Linked DNA regions of Homo sapiens: regions 1, 2 and 3 are each linked to region 4. A link is a loop called in an ENCODE intact Hi-C map of the cell type or tissue named here. Cell type or tissue: HCT116. All regions are shown on one strand.

Region 1 (5,000 bases), 630 kb before region 4:
AACCCTTCTTGCCCTCTGATCCCACAATGATGACGATAGGCTTAAGTTTACAGTTCTTCCCAGCGAGAAGACCAAAAGATTCCTTTCTGGAAAAATTGAATGTCTTCAAGGAAAAAAAAAGAAACGAAACTTTTTCTTGTTATTTAACATTTTGAGAGGTTATATAATTCTGTCAGCCAGTTTGGAAAAAATGGAATAGCTTAAAAAATTAATTAGATGAAAAAACAAGTGATTTCTAACCCAAGGAAAGACACAAAGTTATAAAAGAAAGAACATGCAATCACTGTAATGTCACTGTAATGAAAATGAAAAATGTGTGGGTAGGTACTATGGCTCAGACCTATAGTCCCAGCACTTTGGGAGGCCGAGGTAGGCACATCGCTTGAGCTCAGGAGTTTAAGACCAGCCTGGGCAACACAGTGAGATCCTATCTCTACTAAAAATTAAAATTAAAAAATCAGCCAGGAGTGGTGGTGCATGCCTGGATACCCTAGCTACCTGGGAGGCTGAGATGAGAGGATCACTTGAGCCTGGGAGGTTGAGGCTGCAGTGAGCTGTGTTCGTGCTACTGCACTCCAGCCAGGTTGACAGAGCGAGACCCTGTCTCAAAAAAAAAGGAAAAGAAAATAGAAAATGTGGTCTAACTGTACTATGATGTATGAAGGAGATAAAGAGAACATATGTGTGTACTATCTGTGTTGGGGGAGGAGACAGAGTGGGTAGAAGGCTAAATCCTCACATTTCACAATAGAGAATCAATAGAAAATAGTTAACATAGATAATCAAAGCATATTCTTTTTAACTATAGATCTAGAATATAGAATTTACAAAAGAAGCAATTAATAACATTGAAAATGGTTGACAAAAGACCTAGAGGTGAGGAAGAGTAAAATAGGTGACATAGATTTTCTTTTTATAACTTTGACTCTTTTTAAAAAGTACATGTATTACTTTGAAAAATATAATTAAAATACACATCTTAAATTTCCAAACATAAAAATATTCTCAGATGAAACTTTTTTTAATGGGAAAATAAAGCTTCAAAAAAGCAATTTCTCTCTAATATCTGTAACTACTAAACTTTAAATGATTATAACAGAAAGCCAGGATACCTCAGTAATGGGTCCTTCTCTTGTACCTCGGAGAAGACTCATTTCATCAGAAGTCAGTTGGAACTTGGATAAGAAGGCATCTGCAACTTGAGCTCTTATCTCTAATTTTTGGCTGTAATTTTCAAAACAAGCAATAAAAATCAAGCATCTTACACAGTTGCATAGCTTTAAAACAAATTCTATCTCAGACATAATAAATTTTTAAAACAAAGGTATGAAAAGTTCTCAATATTTTCAAAAGTCTTGTTTCTGCCTCAAATATTAGAATTTTATCAGACATGTAGGTGATAAAATTAGCTAATATTGTTCTATTTCAGATACTTGCACACAATAAATGGAGTTGATCATTACGCAAAAGAACAAATAAGTCCATGCATGGTCCCTGCATTACAAATTTGCAGCCACTTACAAGTACTTAAATAGTTCACCTTGCAGTTTGCTAGATGCTTTTATAAGAGAGAAATATGTTCCTGTTTTCAACCAATTTCTTTTCAGTCACTAAAACAATTCCTAAGCCTTTTAAGTTTTCACATGACGTACATATCAAAAATCAAATTTATTAGTTTATTTTATGTTATAGAAGAACTCCTTTATTAATTCTCCATAAATTGCTAGTCACTTATCCACTTTGGTCTTCCCCACTTTTTCTACAAAATATAGTAATAAAAACAACCTTTTAAATTATATGAGTGCAACCTATCTAAACTAGCTGACGGAAAAAGGCACACTCAAGGACCTATGGGACTGAGAAGAATCAATACCCACAGGCAAGTTAGGAACACAAACTACTTGAACAGAAACTCAACATTCCTGGTTTCTGTATCTCAGAACTGAAAATATATAAATAAAGTTATAAAAGTATTTCACTAGCAATATTCAGAGAATAGTAATATTCCACAATTAAACAAAATTCAAATAAGAATGAACAAAGATAAACATAAACACTATTTGTATAGATGGTACAATGCATCTGCCACCTCTGTTTTATTTGCACCTTTGGGATGGAGGTTTTAAATTCAAAGTTGAATGCTAATGCTCCTACTGAATAAAGAAATTTACAAGCAAAAATCCTCCAGGTGGCAGCAAAGATCTGTTTATTTCAAATGATAAATCACCTAATTGAATATACACAGATTTAAATGTCATGTTCTTAATCATCTTATTATTGATATCTAAAAGTTATCTTAATATTTATCTTATTTTTGCTTTGTTGCCTGTGCTTTTGAGGTCTTATTCAAAAAATTCTTGCCCAGTCCAATTTCATGAAACAATTCTCCTATTTTTTTTCTGGTAGTTATACAACTTGGGGTCGTATAGTTTACTCTTTAATCCATTTAGAGTTTATTTTTATGTATGGTGAGAGATCATGGTTATCAGAGGTTGGGGAAGATAGTGGGGAGAAGGGGACAGGAAGAGATTGGTCAACGAGTACAAAGTTACAGTTAGGAAGAGTAAGTTCTACTGTTCTATTACAAACTAGGGTGACTACAGCAAATAACAATGCAGTGGTATTTCAAGATAGCGAAGAGTTTGAATATTGTCACCACAAAGAAATGATAAATGTTTAAAGTGATAGATATGGTAATTACCTTGAAACATTACATTGTACCCCATAAATATATATAATCATTATATGTCAATTATAAATTAAAAATGAATTTTTAAAAGCTTAAAGAGTTACCTTAACAGGTTTTGTTTTATATTTTTAAAAGTTCCAGTCATTATCATTAAGAATTTAAAGTAATTATAAAATTTCATCAAATTCCTTGAGACTATGCAAATTAACCATGTGAAATAAAATGTTTTTGGGAGCTTTTTTGGATCTATCTTTAGAATCAATTTATTAGGCACAAAGGAAAATTTGTCTCTTTAGTTTATAGTTTCATTTTGTTGTAACCAAAACAAATGCTACCCACCTTGATCATACCCCTTAATCATTACAATTCATTCCAAATAATGTGGATCTAAAAATCAATCATGAGATAAAGACAGAAACACAGGCTCTATATATAGCTACAAAAGAGATGGTGCAAAAATATTTTTATAATGGGCACAGTACTAAAACAAGAGTTTAATATATCAAGATGGTAACTTTAAAAGTAGTGACAATAAATTCTAATATATTTTTTATTATCATATTACTCTAGTTTTACCACATGTATTCTTTCCAGGTAAATTTTCACAACCATTCTGACAGGAAGTTATTGTTAGATGGTCCAGTGATTTGGTTTGGGAATATTCACTCATTCAAATAACATTATTGGAGACTCACAATGTATAAGGCCTATGCCAGAGACGAGTGTGATAAAAGGCACTTATGACACAGACCTTGTCCTTACTTTACATCAACATATGGAACTTTTAGAGGGCTTTCAATGTCTAAGTAAAAAGTATAGGAGATAAATATTAACATAACATATAAATTATAACTTCTAGCGTATTTAAGATTATGTTTGTGCAATCACTGTATATTATATAAATAAATAATAATATGTGAAATATACACTATGGAAAAATACATAATAGATCAAACTGAGGTAGATCTATATGTACTAACAAAATGATCCATAAGGCATTTTATAGGTATAAAAAGTTGCGAGAAAGTATGTATAGGAATCCCCACTTATTTTTAAGAAGTAATTACAATGGTCCCCCCTTATCCTCGGGGGATATAGTCCAAGACCCTCCAGTGGATGCCTGAAACTGCTGACGGTACCAAATCCTACACGTACTGTTTTTCAATCTGATAACTGAGACGGCTACTAAGTGACTACTGAGTGGTGGTGTATATAGCATCACACATTAGAAAAAGGGATGACTGATGTCCCACCAAAGTGGGAGCCAACCACTTGAGATTTCATCATGCTACTCAAAATGGTACATAATTTAAAGCTTACAAATTGCTTATTTCTGAAATTCTCCATTTATTACTTTCAGACTGCAGTTGACCATAAGTAATGGAAACCACACAAAGCAAAACCATAGACAAGGTTGGGAATTACTGTATATAAACACATGTACATCAATTTTCAGTATGTCCAGTCGTATACTGCCTAAGTATTTAAAATAAACGGACTACTTAATTTTCATGATTCCTTCAAATCAGCCCAGAACATGATTTATGAATCCTGTGGTACTTTTCTTTTTCTTGAAAACTTATCTCTGTCGTATCTTAATTCTACCTCTAGGTTCACCTACACCAAATAATTTCGAAATAATTTTTTAAATGGACATAAGATATAAACCAAAACAAAAAAAGTAAAGAAATATAAATGGCAAAACAAAATGAGAAACATGTCGATTCATCACTATTCGATGATATGTAAATTAAATGGTGTGATACCGGGGCCTGTCGTGGGGTAGGGGGAGGGGGGAGGGATAGCATTTGGAGATATACCTAATGTAAATGACGAGTTAATGGGTGCAGCACACCAACATGGCACGTGTATACATATGTAACAAACCTGCACGTTGTACACATGTACCCTAGAACTTAAAGTATAATTTAAAAAAAATTAAAAATAAAAATAAAAAATAAAATGGTGTGATAATATTTTTCATCTACATTGGCAAAGTTTTTAAAGATGATATCTAATGCTGATAAGGGTTTAATAAAATAGACAGAATGGAAGTAGAAATTGTGATAATCTTTTTTGAGAAAAATTTAGGCATTATATTTCAGGACACTTCCAAAAATGATCCTCTTGATATAAAAAATCATAGGAAAATGAACATAAAATATTAAGGGAAAAAAGTAAAATATTAACAATACACACACATACTCACTCTGGAAGGAAATATACCAAAATATTAATTGTGGTTCTATCTGAGTGGTAGAGTTATATATGATTTTAGTTTTCCTTAAATTTTATACAATAGATTTATATT
Region 2 (5,000 bases), 210 kb before region 4:
CTAGGTTGTTTGCTCCTTATGAGAATCTAATGCCTGATGATCTGTCATTGTGTCTCATCACCCCCAGATGGGACCATCTCATTGCAGGAAAACAAGCTCAGGGCTCCTACTGATTCCACATTATGGTGAGTTGTATAATCATTTCATTATGTATTACAATGTAATAATAGTAGAAATAAAGTGCACAATTAATGTAACATGCTTAAATCATCCCAAAACCATGCCCCACAATCCCGGTCCATGGAAAAATCGTCTTCCATGAAACCAGTCCCTGGTGCTAAAAAGGTCAGAGAGTGCTGCTCTAGGCAACAGCCAGGGAGGAACAAACAACCTACAGAGATCTGTTTCTTTCCAGCAACAACTTGAGTGAGCTTGAAAGTAGGTCCTTCCTGGCTGGGCGCAGTGGCTCAGGCCTGTAATCCCAGCACTTTGGAAGGCCGAGGCCGGCGGATCACAAGGTCAGGAGATCCAGACCATCCTTGCTAACACGGTGAAACCCTGTCTCTAAAAACACAAAAAAATTAGCCGGGCGTGGTGGCGGGTGCCTGTAGTCCCAGCTACTCGGGAGGCTGAGGCAGGAGAATGGCGTGAGCCTGGGAGACGGAGCTTGCAGTGAGCCGAGATCGCACCACTGCATTCCAGCCTGGGTGACAGAGCGAGACTCCGTCTCAAAAGAAGAAAAAAAAAGAAAGTAGGTCCTTCCTCACTTGAGCCTTGAGATGGAGTAGCCCAGGCCAACAGCATGGTTGTAGCCTGTGACAATTCATGAAGTTGGAGACCCAGTTAAACTGTGCCTGAGTTTCTGACCAACAGAAACTGGGAAATAACTGTTATTTCTTGCAAGAATATCAAGGAACATACGTTTGCTACCCATGGATAGCAGAAGCATTATTAACAAAATGAAGAAAATATTTTAGAAAAGGAAAAATCAGAATGATTAGAAGGATACATACATCGAAAGGTTGACAAGTTTGATCATCTTAGGAAGAGCTGTAATGGCACATGGGAACAGCAGTGATGACCTTTGCCCGTATATAGTGTTGTATTATATTGTTTTACTTGTTGCAAGTAGCATGAATTACCACTGGAATTTGAGAAAAAATGAAATATATAAAATTTCTAAATAAACACAGTATTAAAATAGTGTGGTGGGGGCACTTTTTTCCCTAGTATTTGCTGTTTTCTTTCTGTGAAGGAAGCTGATATAATTTCTAGACTATCCCTGCCCCTTTGCTCACCCCAAGGCAAGATGAAAGGTAGGATTAGAAGATGTACTAATTGATCGACCTGGGGAGACTGACTTTGCAGACATTGCCCAATTCAGCTCCTCTTCCCCTTGGAAATAAAATGCCATCAGGGAGCAGGCATTCTGCTCCATTTCTTCCAGGACAGGATTTCTCCCTGCAGGATTGGCACTGGCTGGGCAAGGAACTGTGCCCACTTCTGGAGTTCATCTGGCAAGCCCATTTGACTCGATCACTAAGCTACCTCTGTGTTGATCTTCCATCTGCCTTACTATTTGTTTTATTTCTCAATTTACTCAGAATTGGGGCAGAAAAGAGAAATGTTATTTGTTGATATTCTTTAAAAAGCAACAGTTTTAGTTGCAGAAAAAAATTTAGAATACAAACACAAAAGTGGTTTGTAGTGTATATAAATTTTATCTAAACACACTGTAAATAAATATGAACTCTAGTCAGTTGAAGGAACAATGGTTTTATTGAGGAAATGGCCTCAAGATGGGAACAAAAATATCCTGAAGGATTGTTGGTCCCTTTCCCATGGGGGATTGAGAGTTAAGCCCAAGGGGTCAAGAGATCAAAAAGAGAATTGTTACGAGGGATGTTTCCTAATCTACTTTTGATGTTTCCTTCCTATGCTGGGAACACAGTTAAATGACTCTGACTCTGTCCTAGATTGTGGGACAAAATATGCTCACTCCTGGTCTCTGTCTGCCATTTACTCATTTCACCCCAAGGTGGCAGTGGTGTGGTGATTTGTTCTATTGGTTAATTATGGATAACTACATTGAGCATACATAGCCCAGTTTTACCCTTCTCTTGAAAGCAAGCCATTTACAGGAAACATGCATTCTGCTCTGCTCCTCCTGGGACACGCTCTGCCCATGAAGGGTGAAAGGGCAAAAGATCTGCCTCAGTGCTCTTTTGATTGGGTGGGTAAGTGTTTCTAATTAGTGGGTTCAGCCAGCAGCTATACCAGGCTCTCCCACTAAACTATGATCTCCCAATTTCACTTCTAGTTATAAAGATGAAGTTTTGATTTCCCATCTGCCTTACTTTTTATTACTTAATTTGTTCAGAAGAGGATATGCAGGAAAAATCTCCCCTCAAAGATGCCGATGTGATTCTATGTGACGTTTTTCATTCTAAAGAGTTTTTTGAAAGCGGGGGTTTCTGTTATTCTCGGACACTTGGATGGATTGATAATGTTCCCAGTGTTTTCCCACACTCTAGGACAGAGTCAGTGACTGATGTTCCGCCTTTGATTATAGGCTAAATTGTAGTTAGGGAGGACCCAACTTTTATAACATAATGTATTTAACTTATTAAGTATTCTGCTCAATACCAGGTCCAACTTAATGTTCATGAAAAAAAATCCTTAATGTGGATAAGGATATTCACCATATTATGTGTGACTCAATGAGTTTATATGAATTACAAAAGGTTACAAAGATAATCAATACCAATCAACCAAGCCTAGTTCTGGTTCTAACTTCAGGAATCTTTTTGCCATATGATGCAGTTGATTTGCAAAATCCATTAACTCTGCTGCTTGATGAGGAGTCAGAAAAATAGTGAGCTCTGAATAGACATGATGTTCAATGGCATTTGTGTTTAAAGTATAAAATAAAATTTAAGGGAATATAGGAATTGTGATATTACCTAAAGCAGTATAGGATCCGTGGGGTCCTCCTGTTGGAGTCCAATCTCACTTTGTCTGGTTCTGAGGCAAATGAGCATCATTATCTTCCCAGCAATATTTTAGAGTTAGCAACTGCTACATCATTTTTAAATGAGAAAATACTCTGATCTCTCCTGAACTGTTCTTCTCTCCAGAATCAGAGAGGAAACTGCAGCTCTTAGAAGCTCCTCACACAATTTCTGGTTTGTAGTATCTTGAAAGTTGAGTATTGATGGTTTGCCTTTGCATCTTTTAAATTTCTTTTTCTCTTTTTCCCATCTTCATCTTTTGTCTGTTACAGCTGATAATGAGTACGGATCAGCAGAGAAACTACTAAAACCCAGTTTCTTCCCTGCAAGCCTGGCCCTAGCAAATATTAATGGAAATAGATTTCTCTTCATCTGCGGGCTGCTTCCTCGGATTGGCCTTCATGTTTCTTTCCATTCCCATCCCATCATCAGGAAATCAGCATCTTAACTGTGGAGGATAACGTCTCCTAGGGTGTTAGTGAGAGAGGAGGGCCCAAAGGCCTTGGTCAGATGGTATTTACACATTTTAGACTGGAGCTTTTCTATGTAGTCATAGTTAATGTAACAGTACAGATGTCTGCCCAGTAAACTTTCTGGATAAGATCAGTTTTCCCAGGCAGGGCTATTTACAGTTCTCATATCATAGTGTGAAGGGAGCTTTTGTATTTCCCTTGTAGGACTAAGCCTGCTCCCAGGAAATAGGTAAAATAAAACAAGGTAAAAATGAAATGTGCTATCTCGGGGACCCCAAATAAGTGGTAATTTCACTGTAGCACTCTGTAGGTGAAATTGTTTAGTGTTGTGACACATAAAGTCCTTATCATTCAAAGCCCTAAATTTAGAAGGTGATAAAAGTCTTCTGTCCTCTTGGTTTCTTTAGCTTTCTATTATTAAACCTTGAAGCAGCCAAAGGTGAATAAAGAAACCTCTTGTGTCAGGAATTGATATCTTCATTTGAGATGATGTATTCATCCATTTTTATAAATTATTATTAATGAAACAGAAACCAATAATATATTATCAGCCCAGCATATTTTAATCACATTTCTTACTATTTTATTAATAATTAAATAGTATTTTAACTAAAATATAACTAAATATTATCATCTGTGGTAATCAACTTTCACTAAGAGAGGAGGCCAGACACTTCGGTGGTTTTAAATCCTTTTTTTAAATTTCAACATCTTGTCATTGTCAAGAAGTTTCTACTGACCCCTCCCTTCTCCCAAGTGCACATCACTGAGCCTGCACTTGCATTAAGACATTCCCTTCAGATCAGGCTCTCCCAGCAAAGCGTGGACAGAAAGTCACACATTCCAAGGTGCATAGCTCCAAATATATGGATATATTCTTAGATGGAGTCAGAATCCTTGAGACAATCTGTTTCAAAGGGTAAATGTGGATGGTTTTGCAAAGATACATATAGTTTTACCCTCACTAGCTAGCTGAAATAAGTTCCTTGTGAAAAAGAGCAAATACCAATCAATTTCATCAACTCAGTATATGTTGCATATAATCAGCCCAGAAAACTGTTTTATACAACATCCAAAGCAGGCAATGAATGAAAAAAAGTGCATTTCTAACAGAGTTCCATTGACATGTATACATTCATCTAATACATATTCATGACTGGCACTTTATTGCAAAAAGTTTCAATTAATATTAACAATACTAAGGGAAGCAGAAGATTTTAACAAAGTCCTCTCCAGATGCCTTGATAAACAATAGCAATATGTAGAAATCTGGTGATTCATATTTTCTAAGAAGTTTAAAATGTATCTTAAATAGAAAATATTTTCAGAATCTGAGGTAACCACTTCATCTCTGCTAGTACTTTTCTCAGTATTATAGAGTTTTAAGAGCTTTCTCTTTAATGTCTGCTGGAAGGTGGCATTCAGCTAAGAATTAAGTCCTGAAATGAATGTGTCTTTCCTTAATTAGGAATTTCAATCAAATACCAAGAATTGACATCTTGAAGCTAAGGATTGTCGATGAAAAGAGTCAAACTCTGATAATATTTGAAGAGATTTATTCTGAGCCAAATGTGAG
Region 3 (5,000 bases), 570 kb before region 4:
TAAGGTTAAATCCTTCTCCCACAATCTGGATTTTCAGGTTCCCCAGTGGGGATGTGTGTTTGGAGGCAGGTTTGCCCCTCCTCTCACACTTTGGGAACTCACAGCTTTTCACCTGTCTCATGGAATTTGCAGTGGCCTGCTACTTCTTTCAAAGGATCTGTGAATTGTTTTGGTTTTCCTGGTACTTTTCTGTGGTGGTTCCTGGAGCAAAAGTCCATGGCGTGAGTCTCCACATGTTCTGTCTTTCCAAATGGGAGCTGCACGTTAGCCCTGTCTCCGATCCTCCATCTTCCTCCTCTCTCTTCTTTATTAGAATTTAAAGATAAGAAACTTGTTGTGAGGAGTAGAAAACATTTTGAAGATGATGCCAAGTCCTGTGGGTGAGTTCTGGCTTTGCATTTAACTCCTTGTATGACTTTTAGCCGGATAAAACTTCTCTGAGTTTGTTTTTTCATCTCTAGATGGAAATAATCCCATCTGGCCTGCCTCACATGGCTGTTGTGGAAGTTTACATGAGAAAAAAATATCTGAAAACACATTCTAATCTGTGCCATGTCCATCAATGTGAGGTGTAGGTGGGCATATTGGCTCATGCCTATAATCCAGCACTTTGGGAGGCTGAGGAGGGAGAATCTCTTGAGGCCAGAAGTTTGAGACCTGGGCAACATAGGGATGCCCAATCTCTATTAAAAAAAAAAAAAAAAAAAAGAAGTGAAGTGTTATCCACAAGAATGTCCAGCACAGAGAAAGACATAGAGCAAGTTCTTAATATACATATATTTTTTAAATTGTATCTTGGAATACTTGGAAATTTACGGAAAATTTGCAAAGATAATACGAAGAGTTCCCATACACCCCTCACTCAGTTTTAGTTTCCCCTAATGTTATCATTGTTATACAATGGTAAATATGTCCAAATGAAAAAAACCAACATTGATACAGGACTATTAACTAAATCCTATACTTTCACCAAACTGATATCCCAGTTTTTCTCCTAATGTCCTTTTTCAGCTCCAGGATCCCATGCAGAATACTATGCTGCATTTAATCCTCAGGTCTCTGTAGTCTCCTCTGCTCTGCAACAGTTTCTAAGTCATTCCTTGATTTTCATGATTTTGACAGTTTTGAGGAGTTCTGGTCAGGTATTTTGTAGGACAGCCCCCAATCCGGGTTGGTCTGTTGGAGTCATGGGATTTTGGAAGGAAAACCATGATGCTGAAGTGCCCTTTTTTCATATAATATCAGGTGTAGTTGGTGTCCATATGACATTATTGGCAATGCTCACCTGAGTCACTGGGTTAAGGTAGCATCTGCCAGCCTTCTCCACCGAAAAGTTACTATTTTTCCCTTTCCATACTCTAGTCTTTGTAAGTGAGTCATTCAGTGGAGTCTATCTTCAAGGGTTAGGGGGATAAATTCCACCTCTTTGGTGGAGTGGGAGATGGGGAAATATATACCTATATTATTTGGAATTCTTCTGTAAGGAAACAGTATTTTTTTTTTTTTTTTTTTTTTGAGATAGAGTTTCACTCTTGTGGCCCAGGCTGGAGTGCAATGGCACGATCTTGGCTCACTGCAAACTCCGCCTCCTGGGTTCAAGCAATTCTCCTGCCTCAGCTTCCTGAGTAGCTGGGATTACAGGTGCCCACCACCACACCCCGCTAATTTTTGTATTTTTAGTAGAGACGGGGTTTCATCATGTTAGTCAGTCAGGTCTCGAACTCCTGACCTCAGGTGATCCACCCACCTTGGCCTCTCAAAGTGCTGGGATTACGGGCATGAGCCACCATGCCCGGCCAGGAAACAGTATATTTTAAACCATCGAATAACAGGAACAATATTGATTGATATGAGGTTCAGTTTTTATTCTCTGCTTACTTAACTTCTGGTAAGAAAGCTAAGATTAACCTTTCAGACAATAGGCAGAGTGCAGGTGGGGGAATGAAGAGTCACTAAAGACCGAGAAAACCCACAAATTAGAGAATAAGCCTCTTTATGCCTGAGAGTTGACTGTCATTCCAGCTACCCCATTGCCAAAGAGCAGAGCTTCCTAATATGGGAAAGCATACTCCTGTGATAACAGCAGATGTCGCTATTGAGTAACGGCCGTGTAGCTTCTCCCTCACGGGGTCTTTGCCTAAATACTAAGCTCTTGCTGTAGACTGAAGAAGCAACATTCTATACCTATCATTTAAATTCTTCCCTGGAAGATATTTTAAAATTTAAATAAGAAACATAATATTTATTCAGTTTCTGCAAACTGATCAAAGTAAACACTGTGTGGGGGTTTCTATATCAATTCTAAAGTCTGATATAGACTATTTTAGTGGAAACATGGGTAAGTATTCCATTTAATTTATTGTTTTGTCAGTAGACTTTCTTAAACATTTGATACTCAGATGTATCTCTATTCTTGCAATGATAAATATGGACAACAATATGAAGAATTAGAAGGTCACGGATACTTTTGAGACAGTATGTTTTGTATTCTATCCACAAAACTCATTTTCAAAAATAATTGTTAGTTAGAATTGATATAAATCAGTTAGGGCTATTGATTGCATGTATGAGTTAATGTTATTTAAGAAGGATTTCAAGATTGTACTAATGAACCCAAAGTACTCTATGGAACCCAAAGTGCTTTCACATCTTAAAGTTACTTAGTAGGACCATCTGGGCCTCAAATTGTTGAGTCCAGTATTTTCTTTGTCTCTGCTAAGGTGGCTGCTAAACTGGATTGTCAAGATAGGCTCAGAAATAGGGAGGCAGAAAGAAAACAAAGTTAGAGTTGGACTTGATTAGAGCAAGAAAAATCTCACTTTTGGAGGCTTTTCTCTCAGAATTCTTTTTTATGTTTTATTTTTTATTTTTGAGACAGAGTCTTGCTCTTGTCGCCCAGGCTGGAGTGCAATCACGCGATCTCGGCTCACTGCAACCTCCACCTCCCAGGTTCAGGTGATTCTCCTGCCTCAGCCTCCCAAGTAGCTGGGATTACAGGTGCCTGCCATCACGCCAGGCTAATTTTGTTTGTATTTTTAGTAGAGATGGGGTTTCACCATGTTGGCCAGGCTGGTCCTGAACTCCTGACCTCAGGTGATCCATACACCTCGGCCTCCCAAAGTGCTGGGATTACAGGTGTGAGCCACCGTGACCAGCCCTCTCTCAGATTTCTTGAGCTCAGAGTAAACATATATTTCTATCACTTCTCCATTGTTTGATTTTCATTAAAATGTATCAAAGTATCAGACATCATGTCCATTGAGAAGTCTTTATTGGCCACCATTTTGTTCAAGATAGTAAGCTGATCAATACATCAAAATTAGGGTACTGTTTGATGTTTTTATTTCTATGAAAAACTTGGTCAGAATTTGTCTTTTCTTTGAAAATAAACTGTGGAAAACATAATAGATTGCATGTTGAATAATCATGTTTTTAAAAGAAGGTTCATATTAGTTTCATATAACAATTTATCTTAAAAGGGTAAGTCAGACATTTATTGTAAGTTTGACTGTGTTGGATTATTTCTTGCTAACTGATCCTAGAATAATAAAAGAGAAAACTTATTATTGATACAATAATAGCCACCATTTATTGAGCAGTTGCTACATGTCAGGCATGGCTTTAAGTATTTTACATATATTATCTTATTTAGTCTTTAGAATAACTCTATGGGCAGAGATTATTATCTCTACCTTGCCCATGAGCATATTGAGTTTTAGACACAGGCTAAGTGTATTAGTCCCTTTTCACACTGCTGATAAAGACATACCTGAGACTGGGCAATTTACAAAGAAAGAGGTTTAATTGGACTTATAGTTCCATGTGGCTGGGGAAGCCTCACAAACATGGCGGGAGACAAGGAGGAACAAGTCATGTCTTACATGAATGGCAGCAGGCAAAGAGAGAGCTTGTGCAGGTAAATTCTTGTTTTTAAAGCACCAGGTCTCATGAGACTCATTCACTATCACAAGAACAGCACAGGAAAGACCCACCCCCATAATTCAATCACCTCCCACCAGATTCTTCCTACAACGCATGGGAATTGTGGGAGTTACAAATCAAGATGAGATTTGGGTGGGGACACAGCCAAACCATATCACTAAGTAACTTACCTGAGATAAGAAAACCAGGGAGTGGCAATGCCCAAATCTGCCTCCTCTAAACTACACCTGGCCTTCCTCTCACAGGAGGTATTTCTATGGCTAAATCAAATTCAGATCAATCCTGTCTTGGTAGCAGCAAATCATTATGCTATTTCTGATGCTTCTACTTAAGTTTATTACATGTCAACACTTGAAGAAAATCTGAAAAAAGCACGTAGACAAAAAAATCTTTTCTTTTTAATATTAAACAGAAAAAAGCAATTGGAATTATGTTCATTGTACTATGTTATGTTTAGGGTCTTGACCTTAGCATGCTCCTGGCAAACCAATTGTCCCCTATAATTCATCTTAAAAGAGATTGTCAGACATTTACTGTAGATTTGAATGTATTGAACTGTTTTTAACTAAATAACTTCTAAGATGGCAGAATAGAAATTATGAAGAACCTGGGTAGGGAAATAAATGATTTAAAACTGATGGTTTGGATGAATTTAGTACATTTGGATGCCTGACATCAGATTGTTCATCGTTCTCCAGCACTGATTAGTACTGATTAGTGTAATGGAATTATTATTATGGCTTTAAAAAAATTAAAGAGTATTATTTTATCTAAGTAGTATATGAATAAGAAATGGGAGAAAAGTTAATCAGTGGCACAATGGTGCATTCATTCACCTATATCCCTGCTGTGGTTTGTTTAATCTTCAAAAAGTTTATCTCACGTAGCTAACATACTACAGCAAGAAATTTTCTGATACCAACCTGACTGGCTATTGGTAATTACTTTATCAGTCTCATTCCACAAACTTTATGTAAATCATTGCTATAGGCTGAATGTTTATAACCCTCACAACATTCAAACATTGAGACCTAACTCCCAATGTGACGGTATTCAGA
Region 4 (5,000 bases):
TGAAAGGGAGTTTAAGGAGTACTGACTCACATGATCCACAAGGTAAAGTCCCATAACAGGCCACCTGCAAGCTGCGGAGCAAGAAAGCCAGTCCGAGTTCCAAAACCTCAAAAGTAGGGAAGCTGAAAGTGCAGCCTTCAGTCTGTGGCAGAAGGTCTGAGAGCCCCTGGCAAACCACTGGTGTAAGTCCAAACGTCCAAAAGCTAAAGAACTTGCAGTCCAATGTTCAAGGGCAGGAAGCATCCAGCATGGGAGAAAGATGAAGACCAGAAGACTCAGCCAGTCTCATCCTTCCACGTTCCTCTGCTTGCTTTTATTCTAGCCACGCTGGCAGCTGATTAGATGGTGCCCACTCAGATTGAGGGTGGGGCTGCCTCTCACAGTCCATTGATTCAAATGTTAATCTCCTTCGGCAACCCTCTCACAGACACACCCAGGAACAATACTTTGCATCCTTCAATCCAACCAAGCTGACACTCAATATTAACCATCACACTGCTTTTGGGTTAAACAGTTTATAGGATGCCCCCTTAAAATGTAGTAGCCAAAGGAAACAACACCACGGAGCTATTTACTAGATATATAGACTATCTTGTCGATTAAACTGCCATTAAATCTACACTTCAATGTTGTCTAAGATTGCAACATTTTTCTTAACAAGGCTTGTAATATTTTTGGCCAACAAACTTTCCAAAACTTTTTCAAATAATTTGTTGCCAAACCAGGTGTCCTCCGATGAGGACTTAACGTTTAGCCATGTTGTTTCAACTGTCTTGATCCAGTTCTTCTGACCTAGTTGGGCATAATGCCCTTTAGATGCACATTTATATTTACACATATGCACACAGACTGCACAAACGTAACCCCCATACGCTCCACACAAAACTGAATACATTTACCTCAATTAATGTTGATTAAAAACAAACGTACATATAGTTAGTTCCTTCATCCCTTTAGTTAAGTAAAAATAAGTATTTCAGTTCAATACAGGAAGCATCAAAATATTTAAATACTTCTTTATACACACTGTGAAGAAAAATGTTATAAAAACATTTAACTGGTGATTGTGACAATTTGTATATAAATGTCGTATTGTAAAAAAAAATTTCTAACACATATTACAGTAACTAATTCTCACTAGGAACAAATCTGAGAATCTGCACCATGCAACTAAAATTTTCTTCCTTTGATAAAGCGGCTGAAAATTGAGAAGCAAGTTTATAATATCAATTTGTTGTGACTCACGCAAATTAATCTATTAAATTAATTTAAATTAAAATTAATTTATTTAAATGTAACTCATGTAGGACATGCTTGTTTTAATGTTACAGTGAGTTTTTTATTTATGAATTACATAGAAGCAGAATTAAGTCATATTACTTCATTGTTTACAATGGAAAAAATAAGTTTTAAGTAGTGTTATTTTTCATTGCTCAAATTCTATTCAATTCTTATACACCAAAGGAGCATCTACATGTCATTTAGCGTTTAGAGGATTAATTTATAAACTCATGGATTCCAGAGTAGCTGATGAAGAAATGACCTAAGAGTCTTTATAAAAAACTTATTTTTCTTATTTGTAAAGTAGCAACCACAAGGTGAAATTGTTTTTTTTTTTTATACAACAGCAACAACGACAACAAAAAACAACTACTAGGGAGAAAAAAGAATGATTCCCCACTAATACAAATTCATTCTCTATTGTACTAAACTCACACATTCAGATTATAGTTTCACCTTCATTTAAAATAAGTTAATTCACTTCTGGCTGTTAGTCTGAATTACTGAAAAGGTTTAAACTTTTTTTTTAATTGTGGACAAGTCCAATTAACCAGTAAAAAATTTCCAACAATGCTTGGAAAATGTTTCACCCATAAAGCAATTTCCTTAAGATGTAAGCAAGTGGCAGAAAAAAGAAAAACAATGAAAGTATGGTGAACACTGTAGCTTCAATTAAAAAAAAAAACAACCAAAGTATGAAGTTTAGCCCATGTTTGATTTCAAGAAATGCTTATAAGCAGAACGCTACTGACCTCTTGTGTATCAAGAATGTAACATAACACAAGTGCCAAAAATGGTATCTCCTAAAACTACTAAAAGACAAGGTTTAAGTAGCTTGTTTTCCCAACCAGGTAGGGAACTATTAGAGCAGAGGACACTTGACTGAGTGCTTTTATATGTTTGTTGTCTCAAAACTTTTTACTGAATCAATAAAGATGATTATTTTGATTTTTTATTGTTGCTGAAAATATATAGCAGAGAATACAACAAATTAAAGTAATAAATTTAGGACTTTTAAAAACTCTCATTTATTTTGGTAAGCCTAAAAAGCAAAAATTTGAGTTTCCATTTTAATGCTGACTATCCAATCTGTCCTGTTTTCAAATGCAAAAGTGCTTAAAAACAGCAAAGGCAAAACAAAATAGGACTTTATTGCCGTAGCCTTACACTACATTGCTTGAAGCAGTCTTTTAATCTGTTAAGTGACCTAAGAACAAAGTCCTAGCACTTTGGGAGGCGGAGGCGGGCGTATCACGAGGTCAGGAGATCAAGACCATCCTGGCTAACACGGTGAAACCCCATTTCCGCTAAAAATACAAAAAAAAAAAAATTAGCCGGGTGTGGTGACGGGCGCCTGTAGTCCCAGCTACTCGGGAGGCTGAGGCAGGAGAATGGCATGAACCCGGGAGGCGGGGCTTGCAGTGAGCCGAGATGGCGCCACTGCACTCCAGCCTGGTCGACCGAGCGAGCGAGACTCCTGCGCTCCAGCCTGGGCGACCAAGCGAGACTCTGTCTCAAAAAAAAAAAAAAAAAAAAAAATTCGTGGTAAATCTCTGTTCACCATCAGATTTCATCCAAGTTTTCTCTGATCGATAAATATTCCACTTGAAAGACCCAATCTGATGGTACAGGTAGGGAAAGATAGAGCTAAATCTATAGCCTTTGGTTTTCTAATTTAGAACACTTTCTCCCCTCCCCACTCCAAGAATAGACCTAAAAAGTAGAAGTATAAAGATGTTCCACTTTTAATGCAGAAATGTAGACAATTAGCTAGTTATTACTGTCAGTTGTACCCTCCCACCACCTCAAAACAAGCTACATTCTTTAAATGTTCTAAGCAACTTCTAGTCATATTTATGCACATCAGCTTACACGCTATATGTGTGAAAAGTGGGATATTCTTTCAGCATCAACTTGTGATTTCATAATTGCTGAAATTCTTTAAAGGAATAAAAAGTTATAGACTGCTTTTGTGACAATAAAATCAAACTTTAATTGGGGAGCCAGATAATATTGCCTTTTCTTTCCAAAATTTTAATTTATACTTTTTAGTAAAAAACATAACACATTTCTCATTCATTTAACCAATTAATCCAAAGGAAAAAAGTGAAGTACTATAATCACAGGTACACTAACAAACACTTTTACAAAGACATTCAGAAATATTTGCAGCAGGTTTTATAAGACTCTGATATAAAACAAAGTAAAATAAAACGTTTTGAAATGGCAAAATCGGTTTACCTAGCCTGAATTGCTTCAAAGAGGCATTTGCACTTCTTGTCCTGGCTTAATAAAACAAAGTAAAATAAAACATTTTGAAATTTCAAAATCAGTTTAGCCTAAATTGCTTCAAAGAGGCATTTGCACTTCTTGTCCTGGCTTAAAAACAAACCCTGAAATTACTTTCTTTTATCCAAATCAATTGACCATATTAATCTGCATAAAGTCTATGAGGATACGTTTTGATAAATGCTATAAACACAAAATTAAGGCAAATCTGATAGTTATTGTCAAATAAATAGCACATTTAGAAGGGCCTTTGTTAATAAAATGCCTCTAATGTATCCAGAGGTATAGATTTCAAAGGGCAAGTCTGTACCTGTTGCACATCTGATTCTCACAGCATTCATGAAAGAGGAGACAATGATATTCCCATTTCACTGAAAACTAAGGTGACTTGTTTAAGGTCATACAGTCCGATCAGTGGCACCAACACATTTACCAATGGCCTTGGAATACAGAGTACAGGGCTTCCTGTTGGTAGATTTACCTTCCTAACCTCACGGAGATGTGATCCAAGTATCAAAACAAGTGTGAGTCCCTTCAGGTCTGGAAAATACTCCAGCCATAACAGGTGAAGAGGAAAGTCAGCTCAAGATTTGTCATATGCTACACAATTTACAGTAAAACACTGGGAAAAGCAGGAAGCTGATGTGAGGAAGGGTGAAGAATGATTTGAAAGATTACAAAATGGCAAAGTTCCTCCAAAACCTATAATAAGCTAAAACAAACTGGAAAAAAAAAAAAAAAGGTCTTAATTGGGAAGCCAATATTCACACCAAAGGAGGGAGTGGGAGGAGAAGATGTAGGAGGAAAGCAGGAAATTATCATCTTAACAGCTCAAAGGATTTGGCACATATCCATGTTATCTAAATAATCTTGAAATTTCTTTGAGGTAGACAAATGTTAGGAATAAGTTGAGTTCATGTAAAACAAAAGAAAGAAAAAGAAAAAAAAAGAGAAGGAAGCTCTACAATCCTTAGTTATTTGTAAAAACCTCTTTTACTAAAGTGCTTAGATGCCAGCCATTTTATTCCTACATTTAAAGGCTGACTGACATTAAATATCTTATAGGTAATGGACAGAAGCCAAGTTGGGCTTTAAAAAAGGCCTAAAAGCCTATCAAAGTTTACAGTACACTTCTAACTTTTTATACCTTCTTTACTTGGAAATTATTGTTTTCTCCTCCTTGTCCCTTGGTAAGCTCCTCCTCAGTTTTCAAGTCTGAGCTCAAATTCACTTCTCCTGCGAAGTATCCATGATTCCCTCAGTCAAATGCAGCACTCCTACTCCAAAAGTCCCACTATGCTCCAAGGTCGCTTTTGCTGTGTTGTGACTGTTTGCCTGCTTGTCTCCCCACTAGACTGCAAGCTACTCAAAAGGCAATCCTGCTTTTTCATTTTTAAGTCGTCAAGACACAGCACTCTGTGGGTACTCAA

The links. Hi-C counts contacts between places; a loop is a spot of excess contacts. Peaks named below come from ENCODE experiments on the same cell type or tissue, not always from the same donor. Only the 100,000 strongest peaks of a DNase experiment are listed, where the experiment ranks them.
Region 1: it touches region 4 in a loop (19-fold over the local background); 41 of 110 quality-filtered maps call a loop at or near these places.
Region 2: a loop joins it to region 4, with 9 times the contacts of the local background. A loop is called at or near these places in 46 of 110 quality-filtered maps.
Region 3: it touches region 4 in a loop (11-fold over the local background); 84 of 110 quality-filtered maps call a loop at or near these places.

The regions. Positions count from the first base shown.
Region 1 is chr13:39,673,692-39,678,691 of GRCh38, reverse strand. COG6 (component of oligomeric golgi complex 6) reads right to left here. Exons shown (of 19, transcript NM_020751.3): 5 at 1,113-1,224. Among named protein-coding and RNA genes, the nearest start is that of MIR4305, 12 kb to the right of the region's middle. In HCT116, a CTCF peak has its summit at 2,218 (motif pointing right); a DNase peak (open chromatin) is centred at 2,181.
Region 2 is chr13:39,260,133-39,265,132 of GRCh38, reverse strand. LOC107984579 (a long non-coding RNA gene) reads left to right here and starts at 3,970. Exons shown (of 3, transcript XR_001749843.1): 1 at 3,970-4,995. RefSeq lists a silencer at 1,886-1,935. In HCT116, a CTCF peak has its summit at 1,983 (motif pointing right); a DNase peak (open chromatin) is centred at 1,992; H3K27me3 peaks cover 227 bases.
Region 3 is chr13:39,613,372-39,618,371 of GRCh38, reverse strand. No RefSeq gene overlaps it. Among named protein-coding and RNA genes, the nearest start is that of LHFPL6, 13 kb to the right of the region's middle. In HCT116, a CTCF peak has its summit at 2,087 (motif pointing right); a DNase peak (open chromatin) is centred at 2,141.
Region 4 is chr13:39,048,359-39,053,358 of GRCh38, reverse strand. It overlaps NHLRC3 (NHL repeat containing 3), which reads right to left. Exons shown (of 7, transcript NM_001012754.4): 7 at 3,250-5,000. It overlaps LOC105370169 (a long non-coding RNA gene), which reads right to left and starts at 287. Exons shown (of 5, transcript NR_187783.1): 1 at 31-287. In HCT116, a CTCF peak has its summit at 2,060; a DNase peak (open chromatin) is centred at 2,048.